2 separate regions of the Homo sapiens genome follow, and region 1 is linked to region 2. A link is a contact called in ENCODE Hi-C or POLR2A ChIA-PET data. All regions are on one chromosome and are shown on one strand. The core of a region is the stretch at or near the end of the contact, and the rest is flanking DNA. Distances in the headings are between cores, read along the strand shown.

Region 1 (4,581 bases), core at 1,348-3,847, 380 kb before region 2:
CAGCCCACACCTCCAACCCCTGTCATCTTTGGAGTCCCAGAGGATGAACCGCTGCCGCTAAACCTCCGGACCAGGAAAACAGTCCTAGTGGGTTTTTTTGTTTTGTTTTGTTGTTGTTGTTTTTTTTTTAGATTACAAAGTAATACATGATTATTTCAGAAAATATAATAAAACAGAGATATAGCATAAAAGAAAAAATATTCTAAATCCCATCACTTAGAGGTGAATACACCTAACAATTTAGTGGATACATCTCTGTCTTTTTGTAATACAGATACAAAAATAGGATCATATGACGCAAACTTCTCAGTCACCTGGTTTTTTTCACCAAACACTATATTTTGGACATGGTTCCATGTCCATAACCGTGTGTCTACATTTTTCTTTTTAGTGGCTGCCTCATGGTTCATCATTTGAATTACTGTATTTGATCAATCCTCTGTCACTAGATATTTGGGTTCTTCCTTTTTTCTTTCCAGCATTAACTCTGCAACAACGACGAAATTCTATACACACATCTTTGTGCCCATGTCCAATTATTCCTCAAGATAAATTTCCTGAAGAGAGATTACTGTGCCAAAGAGCTTGTATTTTATGGGGGGCTTCTAACCCACATTGTATACCCCACCAACATAGAATGTGCTTGTCCATACTCTCTTATTCAGATGACCCAATGTGTTCTCTTATCAATGCTTTTATCCCTCCTGTGGGTTAACCATGAATGAAACAAAGCAAGGGGGTTGGGATGGGAGGCAGTTGAAACAAACAAGAAATTTAAAAAGAGTTCTTTAATTCCTTCTTTCTAGTCCCTCCCACACTCTAATGTTTTTTTCCAATTTGGAACTCTGGCCTGACTGGTTCCACCCTCAGCTCACACACCAACTTTCCCTGCCCATGCCTATTCTGTATTTTTGAGATTGGGTCAGTCTCTCCTCACTAGCGAGTACATACATTCCTTTGAGGTGAGGGACATCACCTTCAGTGTCAAGGTTTGGACAATATCATCAAAGGGTCACCAAGACATGCCCAAGAATTCTGAAATTTCAGAACCAGGCTTGTTAGAATCAGTTGTTTAACACAGTCTCCCACACTGATCTGCCAGCCACGAGAACAAAGCCACATGGAAGCTAAAGACACAGGGGCAGTGTCCAGTTGCTGGCTGGACATTCCTACACCTCCTCCTCTGATTCTCAATGCTCCCTGGGCCCATCCCCTTCCAACTCCTCCCCCACTAGCCCGGCACTGAAATGCCCTTGTTCACTTTATTTTAAATGGGCACCATTCGGAGGCTACATTCTCACAGTCCATTCTTTGCTTCCCGTTCCTCCCTTGCTCCATGACCTGGGATCATGATCCCTTTCTTCCTAAAACTTTCACCCCTAGTTTCAGATAGTTGACAGTTTTGCACAAATAGTAACATTTCCCCGTAATTACTGTTTTTTTTTTCCTTCCTTATCAAAAGGGGCTGGTCAAAGCCAACCTTGTTCAGTTTATGAACCCAACTCCTTCCTCCCTCAAGACTGACACAGAGATTGACGTAAAGAGTACGCTCGGCCCGGTTAAATTTATAAGCACAGAACCAGGTATCGCATGCTTGTCCATGTGACTCTTTTTTTTCTTTTCTTTCTTTCTTTTTTTTTTTTTTTTTTTTTTTTTTTTTTTGAGACGGAGTCTTGCTATGTCACCCAGGCTGGATGGAGTGCAGTGGCGCGATCTCAGCTCCCTACAAGCTCCGCCTCCCGGGTTCACGCCATTCTCCTGCCTTAGCCTCCCGAGTAGCTGGGACTACAGGGGCCCACCACCACGCCGGCCTAATTTTTTGTATTTTTAATAGAGGCAGGGTTTCACCGTGTTAACCAGGATGGTCTCGAACTCCTGACCTCGTGATCTGCCCGCCTCGGCCTCCCAAAGTGCTGGGATTACAGGCGTGAGCCACTGTGCCAGGCCCATGTACAAAATAAAGCACCCGGAACTTTGCACCTGGACTTATCTACACTCGACAATCTTTGTCCTAGGAACTCAGGGAGTCCACACCAGGCTTTTAACACCCTTGAGACTGAAGGAGGGAAAAGGCTGTAACTGGCAGCGACAACTGGGCCTAGTATAACGCGAACTCCAGTTTTGGCCAAACCTCCTCCAACACACATGTGCAAAGCCACATTCTCATGAAGAGGGGGCAAAACATTTGCTTTCTGGGTTTAACCTTCTACCATCTCAAACCAACTGTGCCAAAAATTTCCCTGTTCACCAGGATTCATCAAAAAACGTACATTTCTATTTTCACCGATTTTAAGAGAATAATTAACTGCTCTATTTTTACAAAAAATACACAAAGTGATACAATCTAAAGACTAATCCTCAGACAAAATCAATTGCTAAACATTGGAGGGGCAAAAGGGGAGACCACGCCGCAAAAGCACGGAGAGGCAACTTTCGGCACCGCGGGAAGGCCCCGACCACGCTGCGGCTCCGCCTCTCCTCCCGCCCCTCGTTCGGTAGTCCGGTAGCCCCGCGGCTCCCCGAATTCCCCGCCCTCGGCCCCTGCGGGCGCACCCTGCAGGCCCCGCCCCGGCCCCGCCTCATCGCGACGTCAGTTGTTATGTCTCGGCTCCGGCCGCGGCCGCCGCTGATACACGGTTGTGGAGGGTACGGCCGCGGTCTCCGGAGGTGGCGGGGGTGTTGGGGACGGGTGCTGCGACCGGCACTGCCCATCCGAGCGGGACGGGCGCTGAGTGGCCGGGAGGCAGCCGGGTAGCCGCCTGGAGGAGCAGTCTCGGGGCCTATTATTGGTTTTTTCCCTCCGAGACCGATTCCATCTGCAGAGACCGCGACGCCCCATCCTGGGCCGGGCCGCAGTGCCCGCCCGCCTGAGAGGCGCCGCCCGCCAGCCGGCCCGAGCGAACCTGGAGCCGCCGCCGTGCCCGCCGCTCTTCTCGCGGAGCCTGGGCGGTCGGCGGGGCCTGGGGCCTGGGCTTCGGGCGCGGCGTTGCGGCGGCCGCTCCTCCCCGCGCAGAACACGCTGGGCCCCGGGCCTGGCCCGGCCGAGCGCCGCGCCCTCCTGACCCGCGGCCGCGGGAGTCCGGCCCCCACGGCCCCTCGGGCCCCGGCCTGCCGCCCGGATCCCCGCCTCCTGGGCGGATCTGAGTTATTTTTTGGTCTCCCCCTCCCCCTTGAGATCGCGGCACCGGAGGGCCGACCCCGCCACCTGGGTCAGTGCCCGCCCCGGGGGAAGCGTCCCTCGTTTTGTTCTTCCCCGCGAGCTCTCCCCGCGCCCCTCTCCTTTCTGTGCTTAATGGATGGGGGTTTTGAGTTTTTCCCCTTTATTTTTGTCGGCTCTTGACTGGGAGGCCCGGCGCGAGGCTCTGCGTCTCTGCGTCCCTCGTCGCCGCCTCGCGCCCGCGCGGATCCCGTCACCTGCTTCCCCGCCGGGGATGGCCGGCCAGTGACGGCGCCGGGTGGCCCGCGCGTGGACACGGGGCCCTCGCCCAAGCTGCCACCGAGCCGCGGCCCCCGCCCTCGACCCTTCTCTCTCCCGTATTCCGAGCTCTCTGGAAAGAGAGGAAACTCCAGGGAAGATGTGGCTGAAGCTTTTTTTCTTGCTCCTCTATTTCCTGGTCCTGTTCGTCCTGGCCAGGTTTTTTGAGGCCATTGTGTGGTATGAAACTGGCATCTTTGCCACCCAGCTGGTGGATCCGGTGGCGCTGAGCTTCAAGAAGCTGAAGACCATTTTGGAGTGCCGGGGGTTGGGCTACTCAGGGTTGCCCGAGAAGAAGGATGTCCGGGAGCTGGTGGAAAAGTCAGGCGAGTATCGGGCTTCCCCTAGGGTCCCCTCCACCTGGGAGAGGGGACGACCTGTACCTCCTGGTACCTGGCTGTTCCCCCAGAGTGAGGCCTTTCCTGGAAGCGTTAAAGCTGCCCAGGTTTCTTCGTCCAAGCTTCCTACAATCAAGTATGCGGATCCCAGCTTTGAGGAGGAGTCTGAAATTATTTGGAGGAGTGTTGGTGTATCCTTTTAAGGTTATCGTAAAATGACAGTTTAAAGTGTGGCTTCTTAGCGTTGTTTACTAAGTTGAGTGATTTTCTCAAAATTCTGGAATATCAACTAGTTACAAACTGGAAAGCATTATTTGTCAGTTGAAGTTCATAAAAACGTAAGAAAAACTCCAAAACGTTGTCTGTCAATAGCAATATTTGTCACGATAGTAATAATAAGATACCCAGAGTGGGGACACATCTTTGGAATACTTACTATCAGAGGCACTTGGGCCTAGGATTTAAATGTTAAATCATGAGTTTGAATATAGACAGTATACACCGTACAGTATTAGCTTTTCAGACTTTAAGTTTGGTGAAAATAAGGCGAGCATTTTGTATAAATGCCTGCCATGTTCGAGTTTATATTATATTTCTGTTAGGATTTTTAAAAATTTGCATCTTGGATGTGTAAAAGAAAAATTTTTTTTGTCTTCTGTGTCACAGGTACCCTTGCATTGTTTAATGGGTTGAGAAATATACGTGAAATAGTGCTGAGAGAATATTCAATGTCTTAAAGAATGTGTTTTTAGTAATTGTTGGTTTTGG
Region 2 (4,958 bases), core at 1,320-3,819:
TCACGCCTGTAATCCCAGCACTTTGGGAGGCCAAGACGGGCAGATCACCTGAGGTTGGGTGTTTGAAACCAGCCTGACCAACATGGAGAAACCCTGTCTCCACTGAAAATACAAAATTAGCCGGGCGTGGTGGTGCATGCCTGTAATCCTAGCTACTCGGAAGGCTGAGACAGGAGAATCTCTTGAACTCAGGAGGTGGAGGTCGCGGTAAGCCGAGATCACACCATTGCACTTCAGCCTGGGCAACAAGAGTGAAACTCTGTCAAAAAAAAAAAAGAAAAAAGAAAAAAAAAGAAAGAGAGAAAGAAAAAGAAACCATAGTGAGACGAACCACTGAACAAAAATTTTAAAACCATGGGGTCTCCAGGCTACCTTACTTCCCTTGCAGTTTGAACCACATACTAGGTTTCTTCTGCCTGCTGAATTCTCAGACCTGGTAAACCAACATTCATTTTTCACTTGTCTCATAACTCGAAAAATAATGTTTTAGTTCCCCCGGAGATCTTGTCTCCAGAACATTTCCAGTAGTACCAATACTATTACTATAGTCCACCTATTGAAGAAAGCTGCTCTAAGTAAAACCAGCATTCTGTGAATTAGGGATTCTTCTCTTGCAGTTTGTTTTCAGAGTTGTGTTTGTGTGTATATGGCTCCATCCTCCCCCATCCCCAAATCTGGTATTGTAAGCTTCTTGAGATGAGGGGCTCTGGCTTCTTTTCCTTTGTTTCTTGCTTAGAAAATAAACAAAAACAGAACAATGCTTTGTTATTTAGTGCTTTGCACTCATAGCTATTCATTAAACCTTGTTGATTGATTTGAAGTATATACCTTTTTGATTCCTCTAACCCTGCCCTGTCTAATATGGTATCCACTTGCCACATGTAGCTGTTTAAATTTAAATTAATTAAAATTGAGTATACCGGCTGGGCACAATGGCTCATGCCTGTAATCCCAGCACTTTGGGAGGCCAAGGCGGGCGGATCACGAGGTCAGGAGATCGAGACCATCCTGGCTAACATGGTGAAACCCCGTCTCTACTAAAAATACAAAAAATTAGCCGGGCGTGGTGGCGGGCGCCTGTAGTCCCAGCTACTCGGGAGGCTGAGGCAGGAGAATGGCGTGAACCAGGGAGGCGGAGCTTGCAGTGAGCCAAGATAGCACCACTGCACTCCAGCCTGGGAGACGGAGTGAGACTCTGTCTCAAAAAAAAAAAAAAAAAATTGAGTATATGTTGGGGACCAGCCTCAACACCACCCATAGGGTAGCTGAAGTCCGGTGGCGACAAAGGAATGAGAAGAGACAGGTTAAGAGTTCCTAAAGGTGGGAGCCAGGGGGCCAGTTGCAAAATGGAGGCTGCAAAAGGCCCAGAGTTCTGGTCTCCACACTATTTATTGAGTACAATCACTTAGATCTAAGAAGCAGATGTTCAGGGCAAAACAGTGAAAAGGAGGCAGTGCGTCATAGGTGCAATCTATAGCAGTAGTGGTTTAAATGAATCTCCTTTGTGCTCAAACAGCATATCTTTAACTTATCGGAGAGTAGCTAGTGGGAGCGGGCTTAACCAGGAGCCTGCACGTCTGTCCACATTCCAGTGTTTCAAAGGAGTGTCCTTCTCCTTGAACACAGTGTTTACAGATAAGAGAGCAGGTCTCGCTCTGAGCATGGGAACATGATGGCAGTTAGGAGGCTTTCCTCCTTAGAGGCCTCTTGTGGCTTTCCACAACTTATTGTCCCATATTTTTGTGGCCAGTTTATACAGGCACCCCACAAGCCCTTTTCCCAACAGTATACCTAAAATTGAATTCCTCAGTTGTACTAGCCCCCCACCCCCTTTGTTTTTGAGACGGTGTCTCACTCTTGCCCAGGCTGGAGTGCAGTGGCACAATCTCAGCTCACTGCAACCTCTGCCTCCCAGGTTCAAGCAATTCTCCCTGCCTCAGCCTCCCGAGTAGCTGGGATTACAGGTGCCTGCCCCCACGCCTGGCTAGTTTTTGTATTGTTTAGTAGAGACAGGGTTTCGCCATGTTGGCCAGGCTGGTCTTGAACTCCTGACCTCAGGTGATCTGCAGGCCTCAGCCTCCCAAAGTGCTGGGATAACAGGCATGAGCCACCGCACCTGGCTGTACTAGCCCCATTTCAAGTCCTCATTTGCCAGTATGGCTGATAGCACATTTCCATTATTGAAGAAAGTTCTTTTGGACAGCACTGCCCCAAGCCCTTTGTTAACCCTCCAGGGTTCTCCTTTGCCTGTTTTTCACCCCTTTGCCCACAGTTGCTCTGGCTTCAAAAGGACACCCACCCCTCCTTACCTACTCAGCTCCTTGGGGCCTCTGTATATAAGGTTCACCAGGAGCTGGAAACTCAGCCTATAGCAGCACCCATGCTGTAGCTCTTATTTCTTCTTCCTCTTTACTGGTCTGGCCCGCTTTCACACCATGACCTCTGCTTTCCTGACTTGCTCTCTAAAACTCAGGCACTTGGCCTGCAATTATAGTCAGCGGCCAACAGGCGATAGCCAAGCGTTGGTTATAGCCCTTAGCATCTGAACAGCCAGGCACAATCCACTGAGAGTTATATTATTTTGTTTTTCTACTTAAAAAAAATTTTCCCACTCTTTCCTTAAAAAGAAAAAGAAGATCTACAAAACAGTCAGCACAATAGAAAAAAAAAAGCCCTCTCCCACATATCCTTATCTTTTATCCATCAGTGCTCTATCTAAATGTCTGGCTTGAATAAAATACTGCTTTTAAATCACCATGAAACTATTTTTGGAATCAAAAGCTCATTTGAGGAAGTTCATAAGCCCAGTGATTTGGGGTTTCTGACCTGACTGGAGTCAGTTGCCTTGCCTTTGTTTTGCTTTCTAGCAAAAAAAACTACCTGTTAACAATTAGTCAGAGGGCAGGCATTGATTTTCTTTTTATAAAACCTCCCTGTGTCAGCTCATACTTAGGAGATATTTCCAAGGACGGAGAAGAGATGACTGCTGTCCCCTAACCAGATCTGTATGTTTCACCTCTCTGGCTTTAGTCTCTACCATCTATTGAATCAAAGAGGGTAAGGATTCCAGAAAGCCCTATGTTTGTCTCTTCATCCCTCAGAGGAGCATTTCCTGGCCACTGTGCTAGCTCACATCAAGTTAGCCTTCTTTCTTCATTTTTTAGCCAAGGACTATGTGACATGAAGTTAATATTTAGAATTCACCACGGCAACCATTTTTAAACACCAAGATTATCTAAACTGTATGGACAAACTGCTGAAAAAGTTTGGAAGTATTCCCTACCCTCCAGTCTCCCAAATATTAGTCAACTCGTACCCAAGTTTCACTCTCAAAATGTGTCGAAGCAGAACCAAGCAAGACTTTTTACCAGTGTGCTGGATTCCGGCTCTCCCAGTGTTTCTACCTGGAGTGTTACCTCACCTCACACTGCTCCATGCATAGTGAAGTGGATTCAAATGAATGAAACACCCACATCACACTCAGCTGAAGAGGAAGGGCCAGGAATTCACACGGAGTTGGCGGTCCGACATTACTTACCTGCTCTGTTCTGTGGCTACCTGTGGAGATTGTGCAGCCTGATGCCTCAAGGGTCCAAGAGGAAAGAGGGAAGCCTGCCTGCCTGACCTCACAGGGCCTGGTGGAACCTAGAGGTCTGAGGAAATATTTGAGGATCATGCGTGAGTGGGAAGGGCTGTCTCTTGGCTGTGGTGACATGGCACCTCCTCGTTCTCCTCTTCTCTCTGATTCCCCTCTCATGTTTGCCTCCTCCCTCCTTTCCTCACGCCTCAGTGTTAGATGAATTTCTCTGGGCCCCACCTTTCTCTCCTCTCTCTCCTAGCACCATCTCATCCTGTCCCTCACCTTCCGCTGTCACCTGATGACCTGGTTCCCAGATGGGCTTCTCTGCCCAGGGCTCAATCCAAGTGTTCCTGGTTCTCTGCTGAATATCTCCCTTGTTTCCTTCATACTTTAGTTGACAGTCCTGTAACTCCAAATCTGCCCTTCCGTGTGTCCCACCATTCTGATGATAATGAAATTACCATCTTGTCAGGCACCCAAGCTCCAAATCTCTGTCACCTTTGATGCCCCACCTTCCTCCCACTTACTCTTCAAGCCCTAACCATTTGACATCCCTTCTCTGCATTTGGGCCTTCCTCCACACCCTTCCTTCTAGCTTGGACTCTTGCAGTAGCTACCCAAATGGTCGACTGCTCTCTCCCTTCCTGTTTAAGTCCTGTACAGTCCGACCCTGATCCTAGCCTTTCAGTCTTGTCTCTCCTTACCTCTCTGGCTCTTGTGATAACTGCATTCACAGAACTGCCTTCTGTACTGTTCTGGAAATAGCAACTCTGAGCGCTGTTTCCAGAATTTTCTCTTTCTTGCCTCTGCCTTTGCTCATGTTGGTGCTTCATCTGCCTCTGTTTCTACCTCTTTGAAATCCTCCCCACTCTTCCAGGTTAATGCCATCTCCTCCAGGTTAATGCCGTCTCCTCCATGAAGCCTCCTCTGATCCCAGGTAGAACTGGCCTCTCACTCCTGGGTCCTCTGCACTAATGTCATCATGTATATGTGTCTTACCTGCATCTCCATAGGTGCTCAGTAAATGTTAAAGGAATGAAAGACTGTTGTGCATATTTTTAGCTGCCATGACCAACAGAGCAATACTTAGAATCAAGGATATCCAAAGTTGGGCTTTGGAGATAAGCAGACCAGGTTTAAAAGTCCCAGCTCCCTGCTTACTGCTGCACCTCTGTGAACCTCGCTTCTTCACCTGCAAACAGGGATGATCATAGTACCTGCCACAGGAGTTATGAGGCAGTGTAAAGACTTCACAGAATGCAGAGTTTATAATAAATGTTTAATAAAGGTTGCCTGTTATTTGCTCATATGTCAGTTTGATCTCAGGCTGATTATGATCTTCTCTTTCCTCACTGTTGAACAGAATAAAAAAAAAAAA

Evidence for each region. Hi-C counts contacts between places; a loop is a spot of excess contacts on that map. ChIA-PET counts read pairs that join two places held with the same protein, here RNA polymerase II (POLR2A). Pooled maps may share reads with other maps.
Region 1: a loop to region 2 is called in a pooled map, with 2.6 times the contacts of the local background. The contact joins the promoter of RNF103 here to the enhancer-like site in region 2. A Hi-C loop is called at or near these places in 1 of 37 single-sample maps with no recorded cell type and 3 of 50 pooled maps. POLR2A ChIA-PET finds 5 or more read pairs at or near these places in 1 of 52 experiments (activated CD4-positive, alpha-beta T cell).

What each region holds. Positions count from the first base shown.
Region 1 is chr2:86,621,881-86,626,461 of GRCh38, reverse strand. It overlaps RNF103 (ring finger protein 103), which reads left to right and starts at 2,597. Exons shown (of 4, transcript NM_005667.4): 1 at 2,597-3,801. The coding sequence starts at 3,576. The region is part of intron 2 of RNF103-CHMP3 (RNF103-CHMP3 readthrough); the gene reads left to right. RefSeq lists silencers at 2,407-2,576, 2,657-3,196, 3,467-3,546, 3,727-3,776 and an enhancer at 2,402-2,696.
Region 2 is chr2:86,242,027-86,246,984 of GRCh38, reverse strand. All of the region lies in intron 5 of REEP1 (receptor accessory protein 1), which reads left to right. Among named protein-coding and RNA genes, the nearest start is that of MRPL35, 45 kb to the right of the region's middle. Within about 2 kb of position 2,569, at least 3 of the 41 ENCODE cell types and tissues checked have a DNase peak (open chromatin) inside an H3K27ac peak, as active enhancers do.